Linked DNA regions of Mus musculus: region 1 is linked to region 2. A link is a loop called in an ENCODE intact Hi-C map of the cell type or tissue named here. Cell type or tissue: heart. All regions are shown on one strand. Links, peaks and the distances in the headings refer to the core of each region. The heading gives the core; the rest is flanking DNA.

Region 1 (8,304 bases), core at 1,643-6,642, 600 kb before region 2:
CTCTTTCATTTGAGCTGAGTAGATTGTGTATTTGTCTGTTGTTACCAAAGGAGCTAGAATCTTAAATAGGTGTGACCAGAGTGTCAAAGCAAGAATCCACAGCTCAGATTTTGGTGTGAGGACCTCTTCCTTAAATCTTAGCTGAGCAAACTGTATTGCTTCATCCTATGCCCAATGACTTAGAAAGCTCCACTTCCGATGGGGAAACATTTGTATTCTACCTAACAAGACGTTCTGTAGTCCAAGAATGGCTCTTTTAAATGATTTTTTCACACATGACTACTTATCAATTGCATTTCTTCACACCAGACAATCAATCATTGATGTACTATCATTCTCCTAGTCTTAGATACAGTGTTATTAAACTGCTTTGTTAGGCCTTTAAGTGGAACAATCCAGAAAACCACAATTCCTCCAGTAGAAAGTCTTCAAAATCCTGATCAGTCAGCTTGTCTACATTAGTGACACCAGAGTTGGACGACTTAAAATCTCTAGTTCCTAAGCACAAATAGGTGTGTCTCTGAATGTTTTTTGCTCACCCTCATCCCCAAATAGAGGCAGGGGGAAGGTAGTATAATTATACCATCTTTTTGGTCTGCCAAATTCTTAGATTATGTTACTTATTGATAAGAAGTTTGGGTATATTTCCTCCCCCTCCCTATTTTTAAAGCTTGCCCTCTTCAGTGACCATTTGATTTAACCCTTCCTTATTGACTTATTTAACCGTAACATGAACCTTATTTAACCCTACACTGACTCTTCAAGATGCTAATATGGTATGTCTTGAGAAGCTAACAGAATGATTAAATGTGTAAATTATTAAAATAGTGTGGAGAGCTGTGCCATGAGCAATTGCCATTATAAGATGGCGTTGGCCTCCACTGTGCCTAACTAGTAAACAAGCCTTGTACGCAGGTGCGAGAGTGAACTCACTCCTAGTCACTGCCCATTCTCAGGGCGTAATAGTGGAGTGATGGGTGAGCAACGAATCAGGAGCTGTCATGCCATATCAGGTGCTGAAACATCACGCTGTGGGCTATATAAGCGGCGCCATTTTCCCGGTTCGGGGTCTTCCTGAAGAAGTAAGCAATAAAGCTTTGCCGCAGAAGATTTCGGTTTGTTGCGTCTTTCTTGCCGGTCGAGTGGGATGCAATAAAATAGTAATAAAGAATAATTCCCAACAAGGAGGTATTAATAATTTTGTTCACAATTTTTTCCAGGATACATTTTGAGGCTATTGTAGATGAGATTGTTTTCCAAATTTCTTAAAAATAATTTGTAATTATAGTAAAATTATATTGTTTTCCTCCTTCCTTTTTCTCTCTCCAACTTCTCCCATTCTGCTCCACTAGCTCCCTTTCAAATTCATGGCTTCTGTTTCTTGACTTGTTATTCACATACACACACACACACACACACACACACACACACACACACACACGAGTCTGTTTAGGTTGCTTGTATGTATACTATTTTAGATCTAACCACTTGGTATTAGATAGCCAATAGGGGGAAGGAGTAATTCCTGGGTAAAACTCTTTCTCCCACTTCCAGCATTCCTTAGTTGCTTGTAGTTCCTTGTCCAGGAGGAGCCTGAGCTGTCCTTGTTCTTGATGTCCTTGTTCAGGTCTTGCTTAGGCAGCCATATTGTTTAGATATCATGGGAACAGCTTCTCTGTCATTTCTCAGAGACACAATTTTACAACAAATTTCCTGGTCCTTTGGCTCTTAGAATCTTTCCACCCCCTCTTCTTCTATATTACCTAAGCTTTAGGTGTAGAAGTTGTGTTGTATATGTACACATTGAAGAATTTTGGCCAGTTGTGGTTTTATGCAGTGATCTCCATCTGTTACAAAGAGAAATTTATTTGGTGAGAGGTGAAAGCTATCCTCATTTGTGGGTATTAAACTAAGAATTTAGAATGGAGGGATGATGGCAGGGGCAGATCAGGAATATTTATTATGAAAAGTATAAAAGTAGCTTACCTTTCCTGTTATGTCTTCTGTTTTAAGAAAAATTTAGATTCATTTAGAAAATATAGTTGGGGAAATGGGTCTCAATTTCCATGTCTGCAAAATGGAGATGTAAGTCTAGCTGACAATATATGTTTCCTTTATTTCTGATTATTATATACAATATGTTAAAAGTGAATAAGACTGAATAGAAAAAGGAAAATGGGGGTAAGGCATAGCCTCAGCTAGAGGGTCTAATTAGAACTAGATGGATTTGATTTCTTTAGGAAGCAAAGAGCTTTCTTTAATGGCTCTTTTTAAATGGGTGAAGAAATGGCACAGTAGCTTGCCTAGATCTGATCTAACTGAACCTGAGGTGAACCATGATGTCCACACACTAATTCACACTAATGTCAGAGCTGACATTTTAGCAGTCTGTGGTTCCTGTTCATATCTTTGTTTATGATTCTCTTCAGAGCCAACCTAGTGGCCATTCACTCTCATTTCAACTTTGATCGGCTTAGCTCATAAACATTTTACAACCTTTAGCTGAAAAGGAACCCAACTCTTAGCTTTGGCTGTCACCATACCATCGATATTCCTTTTAGAAGCTCTGCTCACAGTACAGTTTATTATTGAAACCCAATTGTTAGAAAGGTGACACCCCTTAACCTACAGTTGTGCACACAGAAGAGAATTACATCCTGAAGTGGAAGTTTCTGGTTTCTTTGGAGACTCAGTTGTGTCATGTGATGCTTTTCTGGAGACTGTTGTGTGAGAGGATATTTTGCTGAAGCTGACACATGGGAAACTGTTCTGCTGAGAACAAACATGTGGTGTTTTGCTGGAGTGGACACTGGAGAGGACATGTGATGTCTGGAAAGGGTACAAATATAACTCTCTTGACTGGATGACATTCTGGCATTACCTTGCCACTCTTTGCTGTTCTTCATTGGTTTTTACTGATGTGATGTGGTTTACCATCCCTTCTTCACTGATCATTGTTTGTCATGACTTTGTAGAGAAAATTACACCAAAGAACTTCTCATGATTTTCTGGGGGCTTCTTGCCCCTTCTGTGGACTTGGGCAGATTGGCAGAGCCTCATGGTTTCCTCTGGATCAAACATTCATTGCTGATTCGTGAATGGTGTTTGCAAGTGAATCAAGCTACTGCTGCTGGTTCCTGTCAACTGAACTGCTGATATCCTGACAATGAAGATTGGAATCACCCAAAAGAACTATTTCTAAACAGGTCCACATCCTCCTTTGCTCTATTAACCTTTCCTTTCCACCACCTCTGGTGGGTGGAGGGCTAGAAGGGAGGTTAAAGCATTTAAGAACCCTTATTAAAGTAGGTTTTAGAAAAATCTAAGCCTACAGAGTCTGCCTCTCTATCTCATTTTTCTCCTTCCTCTATGAACTTTCTTCTTCTTTATATATGTCCCACAAGCTCATATGGCTGGAACTCCTTACCTTCACTGCAGAGATAAGTTCAGCCCATTAAAATGGGTATTTTAAAGGAGAACTTAGACAAGTAAGGACTTACAGATAAGCACTGTGGAAATAAAATGGATCGCCATGTGCTGCTTGGCCTAGTTATCCATGAGGGAAAGGTGCTTATAGGGCTAAACGCAGACACCTGTGTATGATAATGGGTTTCTCTCCCCCCTCTCTCTTCTCTCTTTCTCTCTCTCTCTCTTCCTTCCTTCCTTCCTTCCTTCCTTCCTTCCTTCCTTCCTTCCTTCCTTCTTTCCTTTTTTTTTTTTCTTGGTCAGTGATTATGTGGAAGAAAGACACTTGAATATCTGTTGGTTGGAAAATTCTACAGGCAGCTTACGCTCTTTTTAGATGCCATGGGCAAAACATCCAAGTCTTGGCACCAACTCTCTTCTAATCCAACTTATATGCAACTCATTGCATCTTTTTCAGCCCCAAAGGCTCTGAGTAGAGAAGGAGCCAATGCCAAGGACAAGGGTGTTCAGCTTGGATCCAAACCCTGGAAGACAATGGAGCCCCATTGTGACTGACACAATGAGCCACTGGATGGCAGTGTGGGTCCATGCAGATGAAGGTGGGCAGGCCATTTGTCTTTCTTTTTAAAAGGCCATTTAAGTTTGACAGGTAATTTGGCACATTTGGAGTTTGAGTGTGCCAAATGATTTGGCAAATATTTCACTTTCCTTTGAAAATCAGCACACCTGCTGTTGTGGCCTGCAGGAAAGTGGAGGTGGTAGCACCTCCCTCAACTCCCTTGTTAGTGCTAAATTCATAGTGGAAAAAAATTGGGTACGAATATAGAGACAACCTATCATAATGTTCAGTGTGGTACCATGATTTGAGAAATGGTTGGAGGTTTGTGTCTCTTTTGGGCCCAACCTCTGCTTTTTCGGGGGGGGGGGGTAACTTTTGACTTCACAGTGATGCTGTCTCCCTAGTAGGTAGCTCAGCTGGCTCTTGGCCAGGTGGGATGAAAAATCTTGTCCTCTACTGGTCCTCCCACCAAGAGCATTAGGAAAATCCCCAACGTTTCCTTTTCTCAAGAAATCTCTGCTTTTCCCTTAGTATGCTTAATAACCAGATGACCCAAGCAATGTGAGAGTGTCTCCTAGGTGTCTTAATCATCTCAAAGGCATTGGTTTGCTGAACATGAAGGTGACAGTTAAATGTGGACATTCCATGCTTGTGGGAAAATATGGATGATGGGTTGAAATACAAGGCCATTAGGCCAAGTTCCTAGCCTACCAAATTTAAGTCCGTTTCCCATAGTACATGCTACTCAGCGTGTTACAGATGAATAAAAATAGTGTTATCATTAGTGTAACTTTAAGTATGATCTATTCTTTAAAAAGGTAAGACATTTTTAGTCCCAATTACTATAACTGACATACCTAGAGTATGATGTGGGACCACTTGCCAAATGCCTAGTAACACACCCATAGCAGGTTAAAAACAGACAGATTAAAGAAGAGAGATTAGTGAGTTTTGTCAGTACCATGCATTGACTAGTCAGAGGAACAGTGATTGTGTCAAATCTTTTAACCTTTTGAGATATACCAAAGAAGCATGCTATAATAGGATGACTCTGGGTTCAAATTTTGAGGAATGGCTTCTAGTCCCAAGTCCACTTAGCAGCTATGTGTCAGTGCAGACATTATTAACTCTCTAACCTGTCTTCCTATCTGAATATGGAAAAGGCAATTCAGATGAACTCCTGCAGCTAGAAACCATTGTGATTCCCTTTGGTCTAGGTAGTTTTAAACATTTTCACATACTCTTGGTGTATATTCCAATTAGATAGAGCAGTAGTAAAATGGGAGGGTATATTTATTGAAGTAAAATATATACTAAGTAACTGCCATTTTTTAATGCAGCAAATAGCAGTGCCATAAAAAGAGACTTTTGGAAGAGTAAGAGACTTTATGAAAATATACATACTCATACTTTTAACATTCAGCTATTGAGTTCCAATTAAGACCTTCCATAAGTATGTATTTTTTTTGTCTTTAGGTACTCATTAGTTGTTTTATATTTCTCCATTTCCTACCACTAAAGTTTCACTTCTTGAGAGGCCAGATGAAGAATGTTATGGAGGGTGATGGAGAGCTTGACAAGAGAGGTTTCTGTTGACTGACAGTGGAAACCTAGTTGGAGCAGATTGAAAAAGAACACTGGGAGGCATGTGGCTGGAGAGACGACTGAATACATAGAGTATTTGTCTGTATTTGATTCCTGGCATCCACATCGTTGGTTGAAGGAAAGGAATGGGCTCCTGCAGGTCAACCTGTGACTCCCACACCTACACATGTCATGCATTCCTCAATACATATGATTTTTAAAAACCTGGGCATGCATGGTGATCTGCCTATAATCCCTAGCTTAGGAGAAGTAAGGAGATTCCCCAAGATATGCTGGCTAGAGGTGTAGCTAGACCAGTCAAATCCCAAGTTTCTGGTTTAATGAGAGTTTCTGCCTCAGTGAATGAAGGAGAGAACGACTGAGGGGGATGCTCAATGTCAACTCTTGGTCTTCACATGGATGCTATTCTCACATGTGTGACATACCCCCCACACACACACACACACAGAGAGAGAGAGAGAGAGAGAGAGAGAGAGAGAGAGAGAGAGAGATGAGGAAATGGTAGCAGCATGCAGATGTGGGCCTCAGTATTTACAGGTTTTGTACCTGCGTAGTCCATTAAGCACAGACTAAAGATATTGAGAGAAAAAGGTCTAGATGAACCGTGTCCAAGCCCTTTTCATCATTGTCATTATTTCCTAAAGAAAATCATATGCCAACTATCTATATTAGCAGCAATCTAGAGATAGTTTTAAGAACATAGGATGATGTTTGTAGATTATATGCAGATATGTCTTAAGGGACATGTGCATCCATGAGTTTTGGTATTCATGAGCTTCCTGGAACCCATGCCTCAAGATTATTGAGGGAAAAGAGTATTTACATCTCTTATGAGAATTATTGTTTTAAGAAAAGGCAAAAAGCCCCCGCCACAGAACCAAAAACAAAAATAGGAAAAGAAAAAAGAGGTAGTTGCTGGTACGTGAACTCTAGAGAGAGACTCTTTTCTAAGAAGGTAGACATTCTAAGACTCACTGTATCTGAAGAAAAATATAGATATAGGTTACCATATATTCAGAGTTTTCGCCAAAAGGCTGAGGCCAGCTTATAGATCTCGGGCTCATTTTATCAAGAGCAAAACTACCTTACATGCCCTGTGTCTTTAAGCAGAGCTGCCAGGGTGGAGGAGGCCCAGGAACACTCCTTTTTTTTTTCTGCCAAGTTAGCAAGCTTTGATTCAAGAGACCATACCATCCCAGAACTGGCCAGTCATAGCATCCTAACCTCTCATTAAACCAACTGTGGAGTCTGAGGCTTAGCAGAGTTAGACTTGAAACTTTGCTCTCAGAATTCTACTGGGTAAGGATTTAGAACGTGGCTTTGGGACCTAAAAATACCTCTGAGTGGAATTATGCCATAGTTTATTAGTTGCATAACCCCCAAGGCAAGTTATCCTTGGTTTTCACATCAGCTGAATGACAGAACTCTACACTATTTCAACAAATAAGCATTGGAATGAGGCATTTTCTTCTACAATTGTAAAATTAAACCAAGAGAAGACAAGTGCTTCGTCCAGTGATGGGTATTAGGGTAAGCACTGATTCACGTTGGCCATTTGCATGCATAGAAATGAAATGTTATAAACTTGCATGTACAGAAAAATTCTAAAAATGTTATGGATACTTCTACAAATGGGATATAATAAACACCAGAGAAAGCACACAGGCCACAATGTTTAGTCTAAGTCTTGCTAAGCGTGTAACTAGCTGTAGTCACTGTGCTCATAGACTCTTACTCATGGTTGACTCAAGTCTAAGGCCTTTTTCCAAGGCCTGTTTGGCCTGCCCATGTGCAATGGTTATCTTCTCTATGAAAACTTCAGAGTCACCTCCCTCCCACATGGACGCAGGATACCCCTGTTCTCTCTTGCTCTTTGAAGCTAGCCAGGAGTTTAAATTTGCTGGTTGTGGCTACGGGTTGCCAGGAACAAAAACCAATCGTCTTTCAATGGCTTCAGAATTGCCTGACAGGAACAGAATGAGTGCAACAAAGCTGTGGACCCGGGCAGAAAGGCTGAGGGACAGGAAAGGAAAGCTATCTTTGCCAGCTCTTCCCAGAGCTATAAATGTACTCACTTTCAGCGGGCTGGCCAGACGCTGCCTCTGCTTCTTTGGGTAGGTGTCCTCCTTTCTTGTTGCCCCATATTCTGCTTCTTGACATTATCACAGATTCTGTTTGTAGTAGTCCAAGTAGCTTAGGATGTTTGTTCTCTCCCTTGGGAACCCAATTCCCCCCTTTGAAAAAAGAAATTTCCCAGTCACCACTTTGCTTAAACCATGTTTCCAATGTTAGTTTTCTTCTCGCTGGAGATGAGCAAGGCAGGGCAGAATTAAAACCCAAAGAACAGCATAAGTTAATTGGAGTCTGAAAAGATCAGGATACTCAAAGCTCAGCTTGATAAAACCCCATAGGGTTTGGAAATGAGTCTTATGGGATCCAAAAAATAAAATAAATAAAATTTAAAAACCTGTTTCCTATTGCCCCAGGGATCCACTTACCAACTTTCTATAGTAATCTTTGAACTTCTGAACTACAATCAAAGGCTTAGTTTAAATAAACAATATATTTATGCTTCTACTTTACATATACTGCTGAAAAAGTGGCTGAGATGCAAAATAAAAGTTTTATAATCTTCTTAGTTATATAAACTGTACTATAGTGGAAAATATTGTGCCAAGATGCCTGACTTTTTTTGGCTATAACTGACATATACA
Region 2 (8,304 bases), core at 1,361-6,360:
GCTATCTGTCATCAGCTGGATGCGAAAAGTTACAATCCCCGCCAGGACTTTGGAGGCCAAGGGAGATGGCATCTCTCACGGGAGCAGCAGCGTTAGGCCAATTACAATGTTCAGCATTTTCCCAGAGCTCGGAGTTCAGAGCTCTTTGCAATCAGTTTGTTTCCTTAGCTGAGTTTCTTAAACACACACTACCCCTTGCGGAGCTCTCTGGGCCTCCACCCAAAAGCTAAAGGATACAAAGAGGAAGAAAAGACTGACTCTACCCAAAGAGAGAAACCAAGCCAAACATTTGAGCCTTTCATTATTCTCCAAAAGCCTGTCAATACTTACAATGGGGGGACCGGGAACAGCCAAAATGTGCAGCAATAGAAGGCTGGCTCTGTACAGTGTGGAAAAAACAAGCAGCCATTAAAATCAAGCTGCAGATTATGGAGGAAACTTTAATGATGTGGAAAAATATAAACAAAAGGTTGTCACGTGACGGAAGTCATAAGACAGCATGCATGTTTGGTTGTATTTTATAAAAACAGATACATATATTTTACTTAATGTACACAGGCAGAATATTAGACAAGAAAAATACAATGCTAATAATAATACTTATAAGTTAGAATTGATTAACTTTTCTATTTATTTTCCTCTGGATTGTTTACAATTTCAACACTATTTTTATTTTAGTTATTTTTAATATTTTTTTAAAACTGTGCTCACAGTCCTCAGGCCAAACAGTAGAGGAATTTGTCCAGTTTTCCTCTAGTATATATGGGACATGGTCTCTGCAGAAGTGAATATGTTTCTTTGTTTGTTTGTTTCTGTTTTTCTTTACTCTTCATTTTCCCTTGAGACCCAGCCTTAAAATGTAGCCTAAGTTAGCTTTGAACTCTTGACCTTCGTGCTTCAACCTCCCAAGTGTGGGATAACAGGAGTGTGTCACCATCTTTCTTTTCCTTGCTCAGTCAGTCTGCTGGATCGCAGACCAGTGGAAACAGGAGTTACTCCCACAACCCATAGAGGGTCTCAGCCTTCTTGCTGCAGGCAGAAAGTGGAGTAAGGGGAATATCTATTGGGCTGGAAGGGAAGACACACTGGGCAGGATTTAACCTTCCTCGAGTCTTAAGTAGTGAGATGAGTCTAAACTTCCAACCCCATGCTCAGTGTTGTCAGACAGTACACTACCCTACCCCCAGCAGGGAATGGGTATTGTTCAAGACGCTATCTTGCTGATATTTTCTTTCAGTCTTAGCATCCCTGGAGGGAACTGGAGGGGGGCAACTCCCTTATTGTATGGGTAATCCTTGCTAATGTCTTCAAGGCTCCAGGCACTGCGTGTGAAGCCAAGCTCCATTTTTTGTGAATATCTCACATGCTCTCACATGAACTCTTGGGGGTTGGTAATGTTGTTGTGCCCATTTTACAGATGAAAAAATTAAGGCTCAGGAACATTGAACAATTATCAGGGAACCCACAGCTAAAGCATGACGAAACCAAGATTTGAACCTATATTTAGGTAGAAGCTCTTTTCTTTTTCTTTTGGTCTTTGTTTGTTTTGTTTTGTTTTGTTTTTTAACAATCTCTTGCAGGCTTAGCACACAAGTGTTTTGCACAAACGTGTTTTAATTACTCTTTCCTTTCCCCTATTTTGTTATCCACCTCTTTTTTTGTTTGTTTGTTTTCAAAAAGAGAAGAAACAGGAATAATGTTATAAAATACAGTCCTGTGCCAGGCAGGGTTCAGGGGCCCCACTTGGCATTCAGGACTCATTGCCAAAAAGCTTGGGTTAAAAACAAAAACGAAACACCCAGTCCAAGCACGGTGATTCTCAGCTGGCAGTGGAGAGGCTGGCACTCTCTCTCCAGGGGTTCAGCCTGCCCCATACAAGGTGCTTGCGCCCAGGTATTTGTAGTTCTTATGTAACAGGACACCACTTTCAACTTGGCCAACACGTTAGTGCTTGTAGGTACAGCTCATCGGGTTTTTTTTTTTTTTTCAGTCAGACATACAATGCACCCTGAGTCATGTGTCAAGGGCTCAAACAATGTTTTTATTGTGAGCAGAGCCCTAAGGGCCTCGTCTTACAATCCTCACATGTGTGTTGTGTCACCCGAGTGGAGAAAGGGCCTGCCTGGTGCTGGGGCCTGTGGTCCTCTGCACCAACAGCAGACAGACTTGGGCATGCCGTGAACCACCCACCCATCATTGGCCCTCTAGAAGCTGGAGGCTTGGCCCTCACTTAACCAGCCTCCTTGTTTGATCTTCTTTTCACTTTTAGTACCCGCCGCGCTTGTGCTCGGTCTCTTTGCCTTGCCTAGTTTTTTTCTGAGTTGTTTTCTCTCCTGTGTCTTGGAAAGCTATATCCATTGACACCACAAAGCACAGAGTCAGACCCCTTTCCCTCTCTTCAAATGGTTCTTCTCTGCGCCACACATCATTTTACCAGTCTCTCCACCTCCCTCCCTGCCCCCACTCTCTCTGCTCCCAGCCCCGTGTGTGGGGAGTGTGTACAGGAACATATTATGTTAATTCACATGTGCTTGCTGAGATGTATATTGACATATCACTATGTCTTCTTCAATTTCTTTCCACAGTTGTTTGTTTGTTGGTTGGTTTCTGTTGTGTTGTGTTTTATTGCTCTCTGTATTATTTTTGGAGACAGGTTTCTTTGATGAATCTAGATCTTGCCATTTCAGCTAAACTGCCTAGCCAGCAAGCTCGAGGGATCCGCCTGTCTCTTTCTCTGTGAGAAGGAACTACAACTGAGGTTGTAGATGTTTGGGGTCAAACCTGGCATTCTACCTGGGTGCTGAAAATTCAAACTCATTTCCATAGGAACCTCTTTGTCCACTGATCTCTCTTTCCAGGCTTCAGATCTCTCACAATTATATCGGCAGACAAGCTGAAGGCACCCACAGAACATGGAGGCCCAAGTGTTGAAATGACTCACAGTGGTCACTTTGGTATACATTCTGTGGAAACCCAGCTTTTCATAGAGCAGGTTTATGATATACATCTTATCTGGATGTTTCTTTGGTTTCCTGAAGCTCTTATGTTCTGTGTAGGTTTTTTTGTTTTTGTTTTTGTTTTTTTTTTACTGCACCCTTCTCATCCTCACAAACACGTTTTTCAGGTAAAGCTACTGGAAGGTTCTATTTCAAAAGAAGAAGGAATATGAACATGACCGAGAGAATCTTTCCATCTGCAAAAATAAATGCAAACCGTTCCGTGTACAGTGTCCTACAGGGCAGGAGAATTGTACAACAGCAATAAAATTGTCAGCCTTCAGTAATAAGCCACATTTTTCATGGCACTTTGTCATCGGAGAAGCACTTTTTAACAGTCATTGTGAATTTACCCATTTATTTACTTATTCTTTCAAAATCAGGACTATGTTAAGATGTCCATTGGCTTTAGGCACATGCCTTCTCAGGCTTCTTTCTTCATCAAACATACACACACACACACACACACACACAAGATGGGAGGGGAGAGACAACAGAAGTCTGTCATGGACCCAGCAAGAGCACCAAGGAGTCAGCTCCTAACGCCATGGAGAGCAAGACATGAAGGGGATGCCTCCAGTGAGCAGAATCTTCCAAACTATGGGATTTGGGGCTGTGTTTCAAATAGGGGCATTTCCAGAAGGCCCCTTGAAAAGTTATTGGGCCAGAGAACAAGCACACTCTGTGACACTGTGGTGGGCTTCATAGCCCCCTTAGCAAGTAGACTTTCGTTTTGCTATTTTGTGGATGCACACACAGGAGGACTTTTAGGTCAAACAGTGGTGTCCAGCTGAGTGGGCCATGGATGGAGGACAGAAGCTCAGGGAATCTATCTGTCTCTGAAGGGGGAAACCACATGTTTAGTGTGGAAAACATTTCCCCCCTGATCGTATAAAAGGACATGCTTCAAAGCAGAACATGATTCTCATCGGTGCTGAAAAACAACAGAATAAAGGAGCTGCTGCTAGAGCAGAGCCTTATCAATGGGGAAAATGTATGCATTTCAAGCTAATCAGAAGAATCTGGCAGTGCCGTTGCCAGGTGTTGAAGGCACATGCGTCTGCCAAGCTTCCGTGGTTGGAATATCTACAGCAGATATTCCGGCTGTCCCAAGAGCCATTCTAAAAACTTTATATAAGTACTTTTCATTCACATCAGAATTCTATGTTGTGAACGGTTTTGTTCATTTATTTTGTTTTGTTTTTAATCTCCATTTGTCTTTTTAATAAGTAGACTAAGACTCGGAGCCCTTTGATAGTGGCAGAGCTGTGTGATTCAAGCTGGGACACCCCAGATCTAAGATGGAAGCTCGTGGCTACAGCCTCCACTCTGCCCCCTTGTGTCAGCCATCTACTCTGGATGGCCTCTACGCTGGCCAGCCTCCTGAAGGAGCCATAGACAAGTGCTCTCTGATCCAGCAGTAGAGACCTTAGCTAAAACAGTTAACTCTTTTTTTTTTTTTTTTTGGTTTTTTGAGACAGGATTTCTCTGTGTAGCCCTGCCTGTCCTGGAAGTCACTCTGTAGACCAGGCTGGCCTCGAACTCAGAAATCCGCCTGCGTATTAATGGTTTGTCTGAAAATCCAAGTTAACTGGGCATCAGGTGTTACAGACAGCATCTCTGCCCGTGCTTACAGTGATGAATTGTGGGATCCTCTGAGTCAGTTTCCAAGGCTTTGCTGAGACTCTCATTGTTGCGATGAAACACCGTGACCAAAAATCAAACTGGGGGAGGAAAGAGTTTATTTGGCTCACACTTCCATGTCACTGTCAACCATTGTAGGAGGTCAGGACAAGAACTCAGCAGGGCAGGCACCTGGAGACAGAAACTGATGCAGAGGCCATGGAGGGATGCTGCTTACTGGTTTGCTCCCTGTGTCCTTCACATCTCACTCTCTTATAGAACCCGGGACCATCTTATAGAACCCAGGCCAACCCAGGACTCAAAGATGGCCCCTCCCACAATGGGCTAGGCCCTCCCCCATCAATCACTAATTAAGAAAATGCCCCACAAGCTTCCTACAGCCTAATTATATGGAGACATCTTCTTAATTGTGGTTCCCCCCTCTCAGATGACTTTGGCTGGGATCAAGTTGATGTAAAGCTATTCAACACGTTAAGTGAGTGTTTTGTTTCTATTTCTTCAGTGTGGTGGTCCTCAGCATTGGCTTGGCCATTCCTCCTGCTCGGGGTGTTCCTCTGTGCTCAGCTTCTCACCTCTCATCCAGCTCTGGTCTCGTGTGCACTGGTGAAGACCTCATGAGTAAGCCCTTGTTTCATCCCAGTTTTCTGGAAAGTCCAGGGCTTTGCCAGGCAGACAGGTAAATTCTTAGTCATGAACATCCCGTAGACAGACCCTGTTTCCTTCATTGTAAAACTCACATCCTAACCAATGAACCTGTGGTTCGGGAAGGTAAATTCATTTACTGAGACACTCATTCGCCACTCACGCTCCTCTAGTTTCTTTCTATGAAAGAGCTTTCCAGGTTTCTCTTGAGAGACATTTAAGCATTATTAGAATGGCATTAATTAGTTTAGACCATCATTGGCTCATTTAATAACTACATCCATTTGTTGGAAGAAACTCCCAGCTTTGCAGTCAAAGGGATACTGTGACATATGGACTGAGAGAAGCGGTCTCAAAGCAGCCTTAGCATCAAGATGTCCCGCTATCTTCTGCTTTACTTTAGTTGCGACTGCCAGAATCAAAATAGAGACCTTTCAACCTCAGCTCTTTACAATAAACCCAAAATGTCCTATTATCTCTATGCAGAATTCATTATATATCCATTCTACGCATGATGATTGATAGCAAAGACAGAAAGCTCCAGGTTTAGCTGCCCTGTACTCTGTGTCGTGTGTCGTCCCCTTCCCGTTGCATGTCCTGATAGGTTAGCCTTTTTAAAAGCCAAACTGCTCTAAACTACCGGCTTACAGGAAAATGGCAAGCAATAGAGAAAGCCTGTGCCAACGCTGTGCAGTGGATGTACACAGCACATCCCAGAGAGGGTCAGAGGTCACCTGAAAATAAGCCTAAATTGAGAAAGAAAGTCATGGGTCTATGGGAAATGGGGGGAGGCTCTACATAGTAACAAAACATTCTTTCCTGTGTTTAAATTCTGAAATGGAACCAGGTTTTTGCTTTCTTTCTCTGCAGGAAAGAAGCTACAAGGAACCAACAATCTTTGTGGAGGTGGGAAAATTGTCCCCAGAGTGTTGGCTGGGCATGCACCCAAATTTACCACCTCTGTTGTTGACTTCAATGAGGCTTCTCCTACAGTAGCCCAGGGAAGCAGACGGATGAAAGGAGAGGAGTGGCCCCATCCAGTTCCCTGTGACTCCCTGCCTGGTCCCCTGGGCATCCCAAGGCCCCACCTTCTCTCTGAACTCTGACCTATGACCCTGGCCTTGTGCTTAACATGGCTGTGGAGGAGATGGAAAAAGAGGAGGCTTCTGGCTCCAGTCACACATGAAATAATTTCCCTTTCTCTAGCTATCTTGTCAGGTTCTGAGAGCCACAGACATGGTATTTCTCTAAGTCCTGGATGCTCACGGGCCTGGGCAGTCAAGCTGTCTTGAACAGTTGTACGTGTGTGTATGTCTTGCATGTGAGTCTGAGGCTGCCTTCAAGCTTCACCACTGCCAGGTTCTGTGGCTTCAGCAAGTCCCTTCATCTCTCTGGAACCTCGTTTGCCTCATCTTTGAAATGGATGCATCATATAGATACAGAGTAGGGATTACTAAATAGGCTGACTCTAGTCATCTACAATCCTAACTACTACCCCTAAAAGTTAGTGAAGATAAAAAAGGAAGTTTTTTCCCCTGCTTGGGTTGCCACTGAATAATTAACAGATGGGACTTTTTCATGTGTGACAAAAGCTGGGGTTTGGGCTCTAGAAACTTTGTATATCCTACGAGAATATGCAGGATCATAAATATATTATTATGTATCTTAATCATCTTACCTTCCCAAATAGCATGTGCTCTTTTTAAAAGGTTTCCTTACAGGGTTCCAATGAGTTCCAGACAAGATACTTTGTGTAGTTGTTTTGCCTTTCCACATGCTGCTGTGCATTGGATACACTGGGCTATGCCATTAGCCTTTTTCACTGGCTTCTGGGAACCACTGCTAGGCTGCCTCTAAGTGACCTTCCAAATATAATATTCTTCAATTCCATGAATCTATAGTAAAAGCTCAGACTTGGCCTTTTTCAGAGATTTTATGTGATAATTACCTGTTACATACAAATATTGTTATCACTTATACCCGATAATCTTACACAGTTAATGGTTATTTGTGTGTGTTTGTTTGCATGTTTGTTTGTTTGTTTGTTTTGAAACAGGTTCACTCTCAGCCCAGGTGACCTTGAACTTCTGATCCTCCTGCCTCCATATCTTCAGTGATAGGATGACAGGCACATAACATCACACCCAGTCCTGAAATATTCTTTTTAAAAAGAGCACACGCTATTTGGGAAGGTAAGATGATTAAGATACATAATAATATATTTATGATCCTACATATTCTCGTAGGATATACAAAGTTTCTAGAGCCCAAACCCCAGCTTTTGTCACACATGAAAAAGTCCCATCTGTTAATTATTCAGCTACCAGTACAAAACTGGAACACAGCAGTCTAAAGAACCCGCCCTGAAGACATCTCCGCGCAAACGTAAGGCCCTTGCCATTGAAACATCCTTTTCTCTTTCATATCAGTAGTCGCTTTATGGATCTGGGCTTGGACAGCTTAGCAACAAAGGGCACTGGGTTCCTGAATTATTCATGTAATCTACATTTCCTGGCTGCTATGGATAATTGACAGGTGTCATGTCACCTTTTACAAACGTCCCACAATTATGGACCATACATCACTGTTTGACTTCGCAGTAAGGCTTCCTTTCTGAGCCAGTTTCATATTTTATTTACAGCTTGGTGGCATTTTTTTTTTTTTACTCTGCCGCCTATTCCTCTCACTTTTGATTCTAAGCCTTTCGCTCCACTTAATATACCCAGGAATATTTAAATAATCAGGCTCCTCTCGGTTTGCTAAAGGCAGTCATTCATTGCTGCCCTGTTTTATTCATTTGGCCATTATGTTAGTCAATTCCTTGATTTAAGAAACTTGGGGTGAAATGCAACTGTAAGGAAACCATAATATAAATCTAGTTTTATGACTTGTTTTGTTCACAGGGAAAAAAAAATCTAAAAGCAAATCTTCCTGGGGTCTGACACAAGTTGTAAACTGTAGGGAAAGTTGGCTAGTTAAAGAATATGACATAATAGGAGCAACGGAATATTTCAAATCCTCA

Evidence for each region. Peaks named below come from ENCODE experiments on the same cell type or tissue, not always from the same donor. Only the 100,000 strongest peaks of a DNase experiment are listed, where the experiment ranks them.
Region 1: it touches region 2 in a loop (4-fold over the local background); 2 of 42 quality-filtered maps call a loop at or near these places.

What each region holds. Positions count from the first base shown.
Region 1 is chr13:107,321,892-107,330,195 of GRCm38, forward strand. No RefSeq gene overlaps it. Among named protein-coding and RNA genes, the nearest start is that of Gm31715, 120 kb to the left of the region's middle. In heart, for the core only: a CTCF peak has its summit at 3,993 (motif pointing right); no DNase peak of the experiment used is centred there.
Region 2 is chr13:107,923,686-107,931,989 of GRCm38, forward strand. It overlaps Gm41053 (a long non-coding RNA gene), which reads left to right. Exons shown (of 3, transcript XR_873936.1): 2 at 5,143-5,258; 3 at 6,153-6,362. Among named protein-coding and RNA genes, the nearest start is that of Gm41053, 4.4 kb to the left of the region's middle. In heart, for the core only: a CTCF peak has its summit at 4,333 (motif pointing left); no DNase peak of the experiment used is centred there; H3K27me3 peaks cover 2,212 bases.